Regions from separate parts of the Mus musculus genome. Here region 2 is linked to region 1. The links are chromatin loops, found by intact Hi-C in ENCODE. Cell type or tissue: heart. All regions are shown on one strand. Each heading gives the region's core, and the rest is flanking DNA. Links, peaks and the distances in the headings are about the cores only.

Region 1 (8,332 bases), core at 157-8,156:
TTCAGTTCCCAGTACCCACTAACTCCAGCCTCAGAAAATCTAACATTCTCTGCTGGTTCTTATGGGCACCAAATCCATCCTAAGAGCAATGTCACTGAGTGCTTTAAGTAAAACATGTCTTTAAAAAAGTTCTTGCTGCCTACTATCCATCCAACAGCACCCATTCAATAAAGTGGACTAGAGTAGTGGCTCTCAACCTTCCTAACTATACAACCCTTTAATACAGTTCTTATGTTGTGGTGATGCCCCCCAACCATAAATTATTCTCACTGCTATTCCTAACTGCAATTTTGCTACTACTGCTATCAACCATAGTGTAAAATCTCTATTCTCTGGGTCCTGGCAAGTCGAGACCCACAGGTTGAGAACTGCCAGACTACAGTCAGGCACCCCATTGGACACTTAAGACTTGACAAGCAGGTGGCCACAGTAACATGGCCACAATCCCAGTCTGTAACAGCAGTGGGAAGACAACCTGAGGTCAACCTGAGGCTCCCCCACCACCCCCAAAAAAAAAACATCACAACTCTTGCCTTAAAGAAATTTACATTTCTGAGCAAAAACCAGCACTGGCAGGCAAAATCCTGCCTGCCACCCACTTTCGTTCAGACACTGAAGTAGGAATGGTGTCTGCACTTTCAGAGAGTAGCTGAAGGGGAAAGATGTAATTGTAGCATGCATACCACAAGCTTCTGACACCACAGCCCTGGGCAGAATTTCCCACCATGAAAAATTGTTCACCTGGAACTATGAGTCAACATGAATAGCCCTTCCCTTAAAAACCATGCACACATAAGAAATTGTATGTAACTCAATTTTTAGTAGCCATAAGTTTACAAAGCCTGCTTATTAAGTAAACGGCTACATTCTGCACTGAACAGCATGTCAAACAGGCAAACAGAGGGAGTATGGCCCTGTGGAAGTCAAGTATGTTTTACCATCTTGCCTGTGTGAAAATATTTGCTAATTTTACTCTAGAACGACATTTTAAAATACCATTTGGTGACAAGTATATTAATTCCATTGTATGAAACAGAAACAAGACTGAGTTACCATCTGTATGATGTTTCCAGACGTCTCGTCGATGTTTTCAATATTGAAGTGACCAGCTGGAGCAGCTGCCATTTCCCTCCTCAGCTTCTCATTTGCCTGGGCCATTTGTGGGAGGAAGGCCTGAACCTGGTCTAGCACTGGAGAGCGAACACAGCCAAGCAAAGCGTATTAGTAAGTTCTAACCAAGCCCTCCCAGCACAGCATTTCAGAGCAGAGTTAGCAACAAACCCATCAACTCTACATCCCTCCACTTCTGAGCCGCCTTGGGCTGCACTGGAGGGTGGGTGCTAGGCCCAGGGCTCCACCAATCAGTTACATTCCTAGGCCCTCTGAACTCGCAGAGCAATACAACCACACGATTCACCAATTAACTCAAATGTTCTGTTACTCTGCCATCCCCAAAGTATAAAGTTCTAGAAGGCTGGCATTCCACAAGATGACTGGGGAGAAACCAGACAGAATGAGCTAATGGTTAAGTGAACCTGCTCTTTACAGTGAGGCTGTCAAAGTCATTAATGAGATCTATTTGCATTTTTTACTATGTCAGTCACCTAGAACGTCTGTCACCTGCTCAACTGCCCACCTTTCATCTGAAAATGGCAACACCACCCTTCTTTTTAAAAAGAAAAAGCCAAACAACAAAAAGCAAAAAGACAAACAGGAACAGGTTTGCGAATTCTCTACGTTCATAACTTGGGCTGGCTTCCCAGTCCTGCATAGGACCATGCCTGCCCTTCCTTTGAAACTTGGGTCACTCATGTTCCTCATCCTGAACGGGCCTAGGTTTCTGCAGTCCTGCCTAGCGCAGTCTGCCCTGTGCTGTAATCTGACAGGGTGTTCTAGCCAAGCCAGTGAGCAGTCAACTTGGCTGAGGAGAATAGCACCAAGTTAACTGGATGCATTTCTCATTAACCAGCCGACTAGGCACAGCTGCACAGCAGCGTCTTTGGGTTAGTCTAACGCAGAGACCAGCAGCATAGGACGACAATGGGCATGGGGATCCAGATAAACCTTTACTTTCTATCTCTGGCTTCTCTTAAAGCAATCTCAGCTTCCACTCTTTTGCAACTCAAGAGTTCTAACGAACACATTCAATCTCACCACCATGCTGACTAGTTTTGTCAACTTGACACCAGCTAGAGTCTGAGAACAACAACTACGGAAATACCTCTGCAAGACCCAGCTGTAGGACATTTAACTAATCACTGACTGATGGGGGAAGGCCCAGCCTATTGCAGGTGATGCCACCCCTGGGTTGGTGGTCCTGCATTCTATAAGCAAGCAGGCTGAGCAAGCCATGGGAAGCAAGCCAGTAAGCAGCACCTCTCCATGGTCTTTGTATCAGCTCCTGCCTCCAGGTTCCTGTCCTGTGTGAGTTCCTGTTCTGGCTTCTTTCAAGTAATATACAGTGATTTGGAAGTGTAAGTCAAACCCTTTCCTCCCCAAGTTACCTCTTGTGGTCCCATCACATCGAAACAAACCCTAACCAGGACAGAAATTGGTCTAACAGTGGGGTATTGCTGTGGCAGAGACCTGACTGTGTGTGTTTAGGATTGTAGAACTTTGAGCTGTTAAAAGCACTAAGTGTTCAGAGCTCAGTGAGCTCTTCTGTAGGAGCCTGGGAGATAAGAATGTTGAGAGCAGTGCAGACGATAAGAGGTCTGGCTTGTGACGTTTCAGAGGTCAGTTTGAGAGTCCTTTAATGACTATCTCTGCTTCCCACAGTAGAAGGGTTATGGTCTCATGAAGCCACACAGCTTAAGAGGGTTCCTCTGGTCCTCACGTTGGCTCAACAAGCACCCTTATTCTGAGCAATTACCTAGAATAAATACCTGCCAGGTGTGGTGGCAAACACCTTTAACTCCACTACTCGGGAGGTGGAGGCAGAGGTAGGTGAATCTGAATTTGAGGCTGGCATGGTCTACACCGAGTTCCAGGCCAGCCAGGGATAAAAAGTGAGACTGTCGTGGGAGGGGAGGAAAAAAAAATGGCCCAGCAGCATGTAGCAGTAATCCTAGAGTGGGGTGAGGCAGGAGAATCTGGGGTTCAGGGACATTCTCAGCTACACAGGGAAGCATGAGGCCTGGACGACATGAGACCCCGTCTCAAGGAAAACAAAGCTAACTAGACCATAGCTAGCTGGGCCTTTTGGGGTTTCAAAAACACCTTTTATTCTGAAAACAAAAAAAAAAAAAAAAAAAAAAAAACAAAAAGCCTGCAACCAGGGAATTAACATGAGAAATTCTATTCCTCAGTCATTTACACAATATATTTGATTCTACGGTTTGATATGTGCCATGAAGACAGACTGTCCCCATCAAATAATGGATTAACTAGCCTCAATTGGGGGAGTGCCCTCTAGAGTAGAAACTAGGTACTTACAAGGGCTCCTCTGCATCCGAACTGTTTGAAGTGTAGAGGTCTTTCTGGGATGAGGCTTAGAGCTGATGAGCAACTGGTCCCAGATACCTGAAACCACACACACAAAACAATTCATGGCATAAAACAGCCCTGAGCAACAAGTGCAACTCAGAAATGAGATGAGCCTCTACACCAAAGAACTGTGAGAGCCGGGCCCATCAGCACAGCCTGAAGTCTGAACCACCCCTAACTCTGACAGAGGAGGAGCCAACACTCCTGTCTGTACGTCTATCTCCCCAACCTCTAGTACTGATCTAATAAATACACATTGACAAACAGGGAGGGGGACTAGGCATGGCAGGGCACACTCAAAAGACAGGCAAGTGGATCTCTGTGCTCCAGGCCAGCCAAGGCTATGTCTCAAGCACTAGCTGCTCTTGTTTGATTCCTAGCACCCACATGGGGGCTCAACTGGACTATAATTCCAGTACCAGAGCATTCGACACTTTGTGACCTCTTAAGGCAACAGGGATGCACAACGCACAACTTTAAACAGCACAGTTAGCAAAATGTAGACCTGCAATGAGTCTTTGATTTTAGTTAAGAAATTCAGATATGCTTTAATCCCAACACTTAAGAGGCACAGGCAAGAGTTCGAGGCTTGCCTGATCTACAGAGTAAGTTTCAGAACAATCAGGGCAACACAGAGAATCACTGTCTTGAAACACACACACACACACACACACACACACACAAAAGGTAAGTCAGAAGTCAGAAATAGGGCCCAAAAAGAGGGTTTTATGGACACAGTGCTTGCCTCCCAAATTGGAAGCGCTATTCACTCCCCACATAGTAGGAAGAGAGAATAGCCCCCTCCACATACCAGAGGTACATAATACAGAGAACCAGAAACGGTTATGTAGACTTGGGCAAGTCAGACTGGGCTTTTTTTTTTTTGTAGAATATACTTGCCTAGCTCTCCTACCTAGAAGGTGCTCAATTTAAAAAATTAATTATTCCGAGTTGCACCTTTCCAAACAAACCAACTGCCCAGTCCAAGCAACAAACACTGAAGACTCAAGCCTTTGCCCACTTTTTTTTTTTTTTTTTTTTTTTTTGTATTTTGTTCTTTGTTTATTCGAGACAGGGTTTCTCTGTAGCCCTGGCTGTCCTGGAACTCACTTTGTAGACCAGGCTGGCCTCGAACTCAAAAATACGCCTGCCTCTGCCTCTCCAAATGCTGCCAGGCTGGGCGGTTCCTAATGAACTCTACAAGGACCACCTGGCCTGGACCGGCTTGGCAGGTAGAGGAAAAAAAAAAAAAGAACCACCACCGCCCAGCGCCGGGCTGGCCTAGTCGTACCCCGGACAGACCCCGGCAGCGTCTCGGGCTCCGTGGCATCCCCTCCCAATTAGCGTCCCAGACTCCGCGGTATCTCCGACCTCCGCAGCGTCTCGGACTCTCTCGGTGTCCCATACCCCCGCAGCGTTCCAGGCTCCCCGGCATCCCTAGCCATCGCAGGGTCTCTGGCTCCTCGGCGTCCGCGGCCCCGCAATAACCCGGACCCCCGACTCCCCACAGCGTCTCGAGCTCCTTGGCTTCCCCGGCCCTGCCGCGTCTCGGGCGCCTCAGTGTCCCAGAACCCCGCAGCGTGCCCGGTCCCCGGTAGCATCCCCAACCTCCTGCAGTGTCTCCAGTAGCGTTCCCGGGTCCCGCAGTGTCCCTGACCCAGCAGCGTTCCGTGTCCCTCCAACCCACCCCGCTCTCCACCGTCGCTCACCTCCCGAACCCTCGCTCCCCGCCGTCAGCAGCTCCCTGGACACCGTGACCTGCGAGCAGGCTACAGAAGACGAAGAAACACCAGGACCGGTCCCGCGCTCGCCCTGGAACTCCATGCTTCCAACCCAGCGCCACTGAAAGAAGCCCGGATATAGGAAGGCACGGGGAAGGGGCGGGGTCAAGGCAGCAATTGGCCGAAACTAGGAGGTGGGCGGTGACTTACGGGTGCGTGGCCAGAGCTCGCGCCTAGAGATGAAGTTCAGACCCACGGGAACCGGAAGCGGGGGTGGGGCCGAGGCGGGGTGGAGGATGGGAACAAGGCACCACACTGCGTGGGCGGAGCGCTGCGGATGCACGTGTCAGGCGCCTAGTCTACCCCAGCCCAAGTCTAGCCCTAGTCTCCTCCTTTATTGTTGTTAGAAAAGAATCAACCCGGCTTGGTCAAGCTAAGCAAATGCAAGCATGAAGAAGGTGGTGCGAGGCCTTTGTCGTTATTTCCATTTTTGTTGTTGTTTGGGGAGGTTTCTGTGGTCTTCAGTTTGTAGCAATCCTGCTTTAGTCTTCCAGATGCCATAGAGGTGGGAGCCACCACACCCAGTTTCTTTTCATTTTCTATATTTTATTTTTTGTCATCCTGGCTGGCCCAGGTTGACTTCAAAATCACCATTTTCCAGCTTCCATTTCCGTGTACTTAAATCTACAGCCGCCCATTACCATACTTTGTTGTTTGTTAAAGCCTCACCAAGTTACCCCGGTTGACCTGGTACTCAAAGTCCACCTAGGTCCTAAATAGCCTGGATTTCAGGTCTGGATGACCAGACCCCAGCTTAGTTTACTATTTAACTGTAAACACAAAACCCAGAAGTGTTAAGAATGCTGTTTACGTTGCTATATATACAGCATGCCTTTGGAACACTGTCATGTCAAAATCCTAAAAGGTTGTTCCAGGTGGTAGTTAAAAGGTAGAGCTGTGAGTGAGGCACTGAGTTTGGTCTCCTACAGAAAAACAAATCCTTCATTTCTAAAAAGCTGAAACAAAACCCCTGAATGACAAACCCCATTCCTCCCCTCTTCCTGCCCCTGGGACCCAATGCTCATGGTTTTGTTGAGAACAAGCGAAAGAAACGTATTCCAAGTGCTACCATTTCATTTCCAGACTCCCATTTAATCATAGGGAGAAACTTAATTCACGGTCCCAGTCTCTAGGGAAGCTGGGGACTTCCCTATATCAGAACAGCTTCTGTTGTAAACAGTTGTCTGTGTGAACGCATCTCCTCAGGGACAATGTGTAAGGAGACAGTTATCTGAGTCCAGCCATCTCAGGGACAACTTCTCCATCTTGCTGGCAGGGTCAAGCAAGTTCATGTTCCCAGACCTAGGAACGAACACCTGTCCCAAGTCTACATGTTTTCCTAATTGTCTGTTAACTGGTAGAGAGCAGAGGAATTGCTATTATCTAAATCAAGGTGTGTAAGTTTTAAAAATATATAACTAATTGCCTGGTATGCACTAGTTAACTACATGCAGCTGACCCACTCCTCCCCACCCCCACCCCACCCCACCCCACCCCTGCTTCCTTATCACTCTGAGCTCTGCACCTAATGGAATTAAGGGCCTTGAAACCAGGTGCCCTGGATATGGCCCAGTACTCCCTTGTTTAACTTATAATGTCAAAACACAATTGGATAAGACTGCAGCTCCCCCCAGCTCCCCTCTCAGGGCTACACAGAGAAACCCTGTCTCGAAAAACAAAAACAAAACAAAACAAAAAGTACAATCTCCCTTCCAGGACGAGGTTCAGACCCCATACTAGCTGCCTCCCTGAGTGCTCAGAAAATAAAGCTTTTGTTTTTAAAGCTTCCATCTCTGAAGTGAGTTGTCTCAGCTCCCACCCCAAACCCAATAATTTCTCTTTCCGTGTAACTAGAATCATAAACTCTTGTTTGTGTAACTAGCATATTTCACTGAGAAGAATGTCTTCAAGGTTTATTGAAAAGGATATCTTTCAATTTTAATGTTGAATAATATGCTCTTGAATTTTGTACCACACTTTCTTTGGGGGGCGGGGCAGGGATTTGTTTTGGGGGGAACACTGTATAACCTAGGCTATATAGTTGAACTCCATGCTATCGATCTTCAAACACTTAATCCCAAGTGCTGAGATTACAAGCAGGCATTTGCTACCAGGACTTGCTAACAGTGTGTTTTCTCTGATAATGAACATTTGAGTTCCTTCCACCTCATGTCTGGTGTGAACAGGAGCAGCAGTAAATATGCAGTTGTTGATTCAAGTAGTGCCTTGAATCCTAGCATTCAGAAGGCAGGGAGGCTGGTGGATCTCTGTGAGTTTAAGGCCAGCCTGAACTACATAGCAAGATCTAAACCAGCCAGAGCTGCATAGTCAATCTGTGTCTCCAAAAACAAAACAAACAAACAAACCCTGTGGGGCTGGAGAGATGGCTCAGTGGTTAGGAGCACTGGATGCTCTTCCAGAGGTCCTGAATTCAATTTCCAGCAACCACATGGTGGCTCACAACCATATGTAATGGGATCCGATGCCCTCTTCTGCTGTGTCTGAAGAGAGCAACAGTGTGCTGACATAAATAAATAAATAAACAAATCTTAAAAATTTTTTTTTAAAAACCCAACTCTGTGTGTGTGTGTGTGTGCACAGTGTGTGTGTGTGTGTGTGTGTGTCTGTGTGTGTGGTGGGGCACATGCCTTGGCACAGGGGCACATGACAGGAAGTCAGGACAACTTGAGGGAGTCAGTTCTCCCACTTCATTTGGTCCTATGGATTAAAAAATTATAGCAGCAGACACCTTAACCTGTTAATCTGTTGGCCAGCCCAAATAACCCAATTAAAATACAATCAAAGGGCTGGAATATATATTTCTTCTTTCTTTTTGGAAGTAGACAAATGTTGGTTGTTCATTTCTTGCATTGGAAGTACTCTTCAGTATCATTCATTAGCCTAAGATTATTTACCACAGTTCTTTGTCACTACACAACAACGCGGTAACCAACCTCTTGAGCATCTTAGACCTCCGTATCTGAGCTCATACACACCCTATCCAGACACACAAAGTACAGATCTGTTCCCCGAAATGGCTGGGGGAATGTGTCGCAATCCCTGAA
Region 2 (8,332 bases), core at 141-8,140, 150 kb before region 1:
GTGCCTGCTTGTCTTATGTGCATCACATGCCTGCAGTGCCCACATAGACCAGAGGGGTGTCAGATCACCCTGGAACTGGAGTTAGAGGCAGTTGAGAGCTGCCCTATGTGGGTGATGAGAACGGAACCCAGGTACTCCTGTGAGAACAGAAAGTGCCGTCCGTCCCGAATCTTAACATCTTCTGTAGTTGCCACCAAAGATGATCTTGTATGATAGGAACAGAAATCGTTCCCAAACCTCTTCACCAATGCCAGTGAACAGGCCATGAGGAAACTAAAAATGGACGTAATGTGAGCTGATCCTCACTTTAAGGCTGGTGGAAGAGATCAGACAGAGTTGCGGAGGGCTTCAGCTGCAGAATGAAGACGTCTACATGGCCACCAAGTTTGGAGATTTCATCCAAAAGGTTGTGCGGAGACTGAGAGGAGAGGACGAAGAGGCAGAGATGGTGGTGGATTACGTAAGTGTCTCATCGATGAGCAACTCCAAGCTCTTACAACCCACCGTTACAGAGGATGCATGTATTTGCCATTTACATATATGGCCTTTAAGACCAGCTTTAGTGCTGGGTGGTGGTGCACGTCTTTAATCCCAGCACTTGCAGGCAGAGGCAGGCAGATTTCTGTGTTTGAGGCCAGCCTGGTCTACAGAGTGAGTTCCAGGACAGCCAGGGCTACACAGAGAAACCTTGTCTCAGAGGGGGAAAAAAAAAAGACTAGTTTTATTGAGATATAATTCAGGTGCTATAAAATTCACCTTAGTTATAGCAAATCCAGATAGATTTAATATGAAATATTATCGCCTGAATTTAGAGGTATACAGCTGAGCTGCATAGCAGTGAGCTTTTCTGTCCGACTGGTATTAAGTTAGATTTACCATTCAATGGTTTTTTAGAACATTCACAAACTGTGCAATCATTATCACTCCTATCTAATTTCAGAACATTTTTAGCACCCCGAAAGGGAAGACTGCATCCATTGGAGATCACACTACACTGCTTTTCTCCTCCCCTGCTCCATACCCAGGTTCTCAGAAACCAGCAGTCTCTTTCCTGTGTCGGTGGGTTTGCCATAATGTTGGGATTTCCTATAAATAGGACCATGCACCATCCATGTGGACTTTGTACTTGTCTCTCTCTCTTTGTGTGGTATGTTCAAGGCTCGCCCTTACAGCAGTTTTCACCACTTCCACTCTTTCTTTCTGGCCAGATAATATTCCATCATGTCTGGCATACTTCCTCTTTTTAATTCTGTCACTGGGTGATGTATGGCTCCGGAAGCTGTTGTTATTATACTGATATAAAACTTCAGGTATCTGTTTTGACATGAAAATACAGGTACCGTGCTAAGAGTGGCATAGATGGCTCATACTGTAGCTCTCACGTTTAACCATTTGAGGGACTGCCAAAGGCAGCCACATCACTCTGGAATCCCACCCCCAATGTGGCAGAGAGCCCTAACCTTCCCAGGCCCCTCTCAAGCTCTCACTTGCCTCTCTCTTTAGCTGTCCTAGCAGGTGTGTGTAAAAGTGCCGAAGTATGGTTTCAATTTTGCATCTGCTGATGGACAGTGATGATGTTAGGCATCTTTTTGAGTGTTTATTTAAATCCTTTGTCCATTTCCAAAATTGTTTATCTTTTTATTGTATAGCTCAAGTACTCTGTCTATTCTGAAATTTAATCTTTATCAGATATGGATGTGTGTGTGTGTATACACACACACACACACACACACACACACACACACACATATATATATATATATATATATAGACATATTTTATACATGTGAGTACACAGGGCATCAGATCCCATTACAGATGGTTGTGAGCCACCATGTGGTTGCTGGGAATTAAACTCAGGACCTTTGGACGAGCAGTCAGTGCTCTTAACTGCTGAGCCATCTCTCCAGCCTCCTGTAAATATTTTTTGAACTGTGGTTTGCTTTATTATTTCACTTCTTTGTAATACCCTTTGACACATAACAGATTTTTTCCCCCTGAGGACAGAATCTAACTAGATTCCCCTCAACCTTGCCCCCAGAGACAGGGTCTCACTTTGTAGCCCTGGCTGTCCTGGTGCTCACTGTGTAGACCAGGCTGGCCTCACTCACAGAGCTCCACCTGCCTCTGCCTCCCGAGTGCAGGGATTAAGGGTGTGCCCACTACGGCTCAGCTCATATTTTTATCTTTATGAGTCGCTTTCACTACACTTTCTCTGGATCTCTTCTGGTGGCTCTGTTTCTCCTCTGTCTTCCTTGATATAGGATTGCCTATGGTGCCTTTGCCATCCTCCATTGTTTCTTTCACTGCATCTTTAGTTATTTTCTTACAATAATCATTCTTGCTTAAAGCAATCTAGTTCAGGGTAATATGAACTTAATACCAGCAGATAGGAAAACTTCACTACTATTTTCTTATATACCTTTAAATTTAGGTTATTATTTTTCATATTAATTCTATGTGGATTTGCTAGAAACCCCACAACAGGTTTTTTAATAATTGCTGCCTTTGTTTTCTTGTTTTGGTTTTTTATTTTAATTATGTGTATGTATGTGACCTGTGAGGGTGTGTGTGTGTGCACGTGTATGTGTGTGTGCATGGATGCAGATGCCTATGGAGGCCACAAGAGGGTGTCAGATCCCCCTGGAACTGGAGTTACAGGCAGGTGTAAGCTGCCACGTGCTCGTTCTGGGCACTGTACCTGAGTCCTCTGCAAGAGTAGCAAGGGCTCTTAACTACTGCACCACACTATCTCCTCAGAGGCAGATAGCAGCTGTCTTCTACTTTCAGGTAGAAAGAGTGTTAAAAACAACAAAAAATGTTTTTATACAATTTCTCTCTTTACCTTCATAGTCACCTTGAGAAATCTATTTAATGTGAATTCAAAATCTCCCTGTGTGTGTCTTTGTGCATGTCTGTGTGTGTGTGTTATGGAGGGGGAAGTGTGGGTGTGTTATCTGTGTGCATGTGTCTGTGTACACAACAATAGAGTTGATAAGAAGGTATTGGTACCCTCCTTTATCATCCACTGCTTATTCCTTTGAGATGGGTCTCTCCCTGAACTGGGGCTTCCATTGGTGTTCACATTTTCTTGTCTATGCTGGGAGCCACAAACCCTAGCCATTCTGTTTCCACATCCCTCAGAGCTGGTTACAGGTGTGCGTGGCTATGTGGGTGCTAAGATCCGAACTTGGGTCATCACCATTGCTGTTTGCTGTCCTTTAATTCCAGCCCAGAGGCTCAGTGTGTATCACTGAACTAACTGTGTCTGCTCACTCGGGGATGCTTTCACTTCCTCCTCTCAGAAGGACGTGTTTGCAGGAGGAGGCAGATACTGTTCTCCCCGTTTTACTGATGAAAACCCTGAGCTTGATGGAAGCAGCATAGTAGCTTCAATCTCTCTTGTTACCCAGCGGTAGAGAGAACAATACTGCAGCTCATGTGTAACAGAAAGAACATAGGGGAGACATCTAGAGATGGCCCCAGCATAAAAGGAAGTGCCAGGCAGGGTAAAGAATTTCCCAAGGATCCAAGTGGCACAATTGGTGGTTCTCTCAAGTCTGTCAATAGATGGCGCTGCCCACAGGTGTTTGAGACACCTTTGTGTATAATGAAGAACATCTGAGCCAGAGCTAAGCCCAGACCTCAGGTGGCCGGAGCATCAAGAGAGTGCATCTGCCCTTGTGACAGTAGATGTCACTAGAATCCCACCAAGCTGACCTCTTTCCACATTAGTGAATTTCTTTCTTTTAGGGTTTTTAATTTCTCTTTTTAAATCTGAGTATGTGTGTATGAGTGTTTGCCTTGGATGTATGCCACCCTCAGAGGTCAGTATATGTCACCAGATGCCCTGGAACTTGAGCCCCTTTATGGGTGCTGGGAACCAAGCCTGGGTCCTCTGCAGGAACAAGTGCTCTTAGCTACTGTGCCATCTCTCCAGCTTTGTGAATATTTATCTTTATAACCACCTACCAATTATCAGGTTGATAGTCATAGAAGCACACTGACTTCACTCAGGTTTCCAAGGAGGTGAACGGGATGACAGTGAAAATCCCCTACCAGTGTTTCATAAATGGACAGTTTGTGGATGCCGAGGATGGAGAGACTTACGCCACTGTCAACCCCACAGATGGAACTGTGAGTGACGACGGCCCCCAGGCTCCTCGTTCAAACACACGTCAGCATGTCACACATGACTCTTACCCACTCAGCTCTGACACTAGCTATTGTTCACTATAGTGACTTTTTTTTTTTAGTAGACTGTTTATGATGAATTTAGATCAGTGCCTAGCAGATCCCTGTGTGCAGAGCTCAGTGGGGGGAGGGGGTGTACTTCAGACTCATGGCAAGCTTCCCTGAGGAAGAACTGTACAGTTGCCCTAAATGTGTCTTTTCAGAATGAGATGGCATGTATGATGGACCAAGATCAGGTTGTTTCCATGTGTCTCCTTTATGTTCCCCATTTAATCTCAAGATGGATTAGTTTTCTGTCATAGAATTTTCTCATTTGACAAGTCATACTCTACTTTTACTATTAATGGAATATTAATTACAAGAGTCGCATCAATAGATCCCTCAGTGACCTATTTCTGCTTGTCTTGAACTAGACAATATGCAGAGTGTCCTACGCTTCTTTAGCGGATGTTGACAGAGCAGTAGCCGCAGCCAAGGACGCCTTTGAGAACGGCGAATGGGGGAGGATGAACGCCAGAGACAGAGGAAGACTCATGTACAGGTGTGCTTGCTGGGGAAACAGCTATGTTGTCTTTGGAAACTCCTCCCAGGGCTGAAGGGATGGAGGCAAGGTCCATAGCTGTGCATGAGCTCTCTAGAGTCCTCTGTAGATGCAGAAGAGCACTCTACAGTGGCCTTGGAAGGAGAGCAACCATGAGAGACCTGGGGGATTTAACCCATTGACCATGTCCTTCACTGTCTTCACAAGTGTCCTGACACAAGTGTCAGTCACCAGGTGATATGGGCTATAAAGGCCCTCCAAGGCTCCCAGAGTAGAGATTGGACAGAGAGCTTCACACGGGGGACAGCCCATCCCTGTTTTCAAAGACAAAAAGGAAGGGTGGGGGCGGAAGGCTAAGGTCCTGGAAGAATATTACAAATGAGCTAAGTGTTCCAGAAGTGATCATTTCCAACTCTTCATCCTGGTTTCTGCTTACCTACAGCTCGACATTTCACCCGAGTTGACAGATTCCTTAGAGTGGGGATCTAACAGAAGCATGGGTGGGGGATGGGTGTCAGCTCATGTCAAGCCCAACTCTTGAAGATCCCAAATGAACCACTCTAGGAAGAGAGGAAGGGAAGAGGAAGGGAGAAGAGAGAGGGCACATAAAAGATCTCTTTTTACTATTCATACCATCCCTCAGACTCCATTCCCTTCCTAAGGAACCTGGGCCCCTGGGTGAGTACTGCAGACTTTGTGATTCATTCCACACTCTGCCTCTGACCTCTTCAGTCGGTTCTGAAAGCATTTCTGTACCAATGAGAAAGCCACCCGTGTCCACAGGTGGTGTGGCTCACGCTGACACTTCCCTGTGTATTAATGAACTACCCCACTATGCTGGTTCCTTCGACCCACCACCTCCTGCCTGCCTGTGACCACCGAGGCCCAGCTGCTGCTCTGCTGCTTGTGCATGCAGGAGGCAAAGGGCACACGCTGGGGACTTAGTTGGTTTCTCCCTGTAACTGTAAGGCTGGCTGGTTGTAGCTCAGTGGTAGAGCACTCACCTAACATGTGTGAGGTCCTGGGTTCGAGCCAAAGCACTGCAGAAACTGTAATAACAACTTTCTGAAATAAGCCACTTAGACAGTGATTTATTTAATACCTTCCTCCCCACACCACGAGCTCCATCGGGGCAGGTGTGTTGCCCCTCTGGACTAGTCTCTGGATTCTTAGTCCTGGGTTGGTGCCCTATACAGGGCTGGCATACCCAGCTGCTCTGGGCTCCATCAGTATGTACTAACTGCGTTTCTTTCACTGACCACACAGACTCGCTGACCTAATGGAAGAAAACCAAGAAGAGCTGGCCACCATAGAAGCGCTGGATTCCGGGGCTGTCTACACCCTGGCTCTGAAGACTCACATTGGAATGTCTGTGCAGACGTTCAGATACTTCGCAGGCTGGTGTGACAAAATTCAGGTAAGCAGGGAAGCTCCTCCTTCCCACAGGAAAATGGCCTCAAGGTGGAGAGTTTGCAGCAGGTTTGGCCTCAGTTCTGAGATACCCTGAGAGTTTGCAGCAGGTTTGGCCTTAGTTCTGAGATGGCAGCTTATCTCCCTGTCCCAGGGAGAGGAGCAACTCGAGATCCTCACATTGCGGGGGGGGTGGGGGGAGTGGGGGGTGCTGGAGGGGGGAGGTAAGCAGGCCACCTGCTGTGTGCCTCCTCTCAACAGTTTTCCTTCATGGAAATAAATTTTCACCTTGCCGGGCAGGTGTGGTGGTGCACGCCTTTAATCCCAGCACTCAGGAGGCGGAGGCAGAGGCAGGCGGATTTCTGAGTTCAAGGCCAGCCTGGTCTACAGAGTGAGTTCCAGGACAGCCAGGGCTATACAGAGAAACCCTATCTCGAAAAAAAAAATTTTTTTTCACCTTAATTTTGAGGCAGGGTCTCTTTTGTTGTTGTACCACAGTGTCTGCCAGACTACCTGGTCCTAAAGCTTCAGGTATTCTTTGATCTCTGCCTACCATTTCTGGGTGCTAGGATTACAGATGTATACTACATCTGGATTTTGTGTGACTTCCAGGGATCCAATTCAGGTTGCCAGTCAGGACTGCATGGCAAGTGCTTTTACCCCTGAACCATCTTCCTGGGCCCTGTGAGCCTTTTTATTACAGTATGAGCCCATTCTCAAGGGTAGAGCCTCACGGCTCACATATTTTGCATTAGACTCTGCTCCACAGTGGAAATTAAGTCTCCAATACATGAATTATAGGCGTATATTAAGACTGTAATCATGTGGGGCTAGAGATATGGCTCAGTGGCTAAGAACACTTGCTGCTTTTCCAGGGGACCTGTGTTCAATTCCTAGCACCCACATGGCACATTACAGCTGTCTTTAACTCCAGTTGTTTGGGATCTGACACCCTCATACAGACATACATGTAGGCAAAATACCACTGCACATGAAATAATTAAAAAAAAATAAAACTGTGACCATGGTTAGAGCAATCATGGGTAGGAAACAGATAGCTGTTACCCTTATTCTGGGTAAGGACACAGGCATCAGGAGAGACCTTTCCTGTGTCACAGCACGGGAACCAGAGAACCAGGCTAGAATTCATGAGTTCTGACTCTAAAGGCTAGCGATGGTCTCTGCACCTTGTACTGAGGATGTCCATCATCTTCTGAGGATGTCCTGCCTCTTGGGCTGGGATGCAGCTCATTTGGTAGAGGGCTTGCCTAGCATGCATGAAGCCCAGGCACCACATACTACGTGTGGTGGTGTGTCTGAATCCTAGCACTCCGGAGATGAGCTCAGAAGGGCCAAACATGAAAGGTTACCAGCAGCTACTTTGTGAGTTTAAGGCCAGCCCGGGACACATGAGACCTTGTTGCAAAACACAAAAATAACAGAGTCTTATAGTCTTCTAAGAACCTGGGATAACGGCAGGGGCAGGGTTGTGATCCGAGTGTAAAGGGGACAGAAATCACTTTACGTGGCTAAAGGAGACAGTTAAGGGAAAAAACTTGATAAAGACACATGCATGGTAAATATTTAATTTGCCCCCAACTCTAAACCAGTACCACGTGTGATGAGAACAAAAGCCACACTGGTCTTCATATAACAGGAAACTTGGGTGTGTGTGTTTGATGGATGCTGTGTGTATCTCTGTGTCTATGTATGTGTATGTGTTTGATGCATGTTGGGCGTCTCTTCCTCAACTGCTCCCCACTTTTGTTTTTTGAGGCAGGGTCTCTCAGTGACCTGGAGCTTGTGCATTTGGTCAGTCTGTCTGGCAGGACAGCTCCAGGAACCTGTGTGTCCTGTCTTTCAGTGCTGGGATTATAAACTCTGCCATCCCACCCAGCTTTACATGTGCGTGCTGGGGGATCTGAACTCGGGTCTCCAAGTCCTCACGGCAAGCACTTGACTGAACATGCCTTCTCCCCAACCCTATAGAAGAGCTCGTCATTCTAGTGCGGGGTGTGTGTGTGTGTGTGTGTGTATGTGTTATTTCTTATACACTGAACATTGCCTTTTCATATTAGACAAAAGGATGAGACGAAAGGAGAAGGAAAAAAAGTATATTATCTGCAATTAAACTCAGTATTTCAGTTAGTGAAAATATCAATTTTTGTCAGCGTTCTGAGTTATGTG

What was found. A loop is a pair of places that touch in the nucleus more often than their neighbours do. Peaks named below come from ENCODE experiments on the same cell type or tissue, not always from the same donor. Only the 100,000 strongest peaks of a DNase experiment are listed, where the experiment ranks them.
Region 2: a loop joins it to region 1, with 1.9 times the contacts of the local background. A loop is called at or near these places in 2 of 42 quality-filtered maps.

Annotation. Positions count from the first base shown.
Region 1 is chr10:83,357,237-83,365,568 of GRCm38, reverse strand. It overlaps D10Wsu102e (DNA segment, Chr 10, Wayne State University 102, expressed), which reads right to left and starts at 5,348. Exons shown (of 4, transcript NM_026579.3): 1 at 5,196-5,348; 2 at 3,436-3,522; 3 at 1,054-1,190. The coding sequence starts at 5,310. In heart, for the core only: a CTCF peak has its summit at 3,417 (motif pointing left); DNase peaks (open chromatin) are centred at 3,758 and 5,408; H3K4me3 peaks cover 2,518 bases; H3K27ac peaks cover 1,502 bases.
Region 2 is chr10:83,504,418-83,512,749 of GRCm38, reverse strand. Aldh1l2 (aldehyde dehydrogenase 1 family, member L2) reads left to right here. Exons shown (of 23, transcript NM_153543.2): 10 at 313-460; 11 at 4,018-4,137; 12 at 4,608-4,735; 13 at 6,002-6,152. The region is part of intron 1 of Gm51778 (a long non-coding RNA gene); the gene reads right to left. Among named protein-coding and RNA genes, the nearest start is that of Gm51778, 11 kb to the right of the region's middle. In heart, for the core only: a CTCF peak has its summit at 3,665 (motif pointing right); no DNase peak of the experiment used is centred there.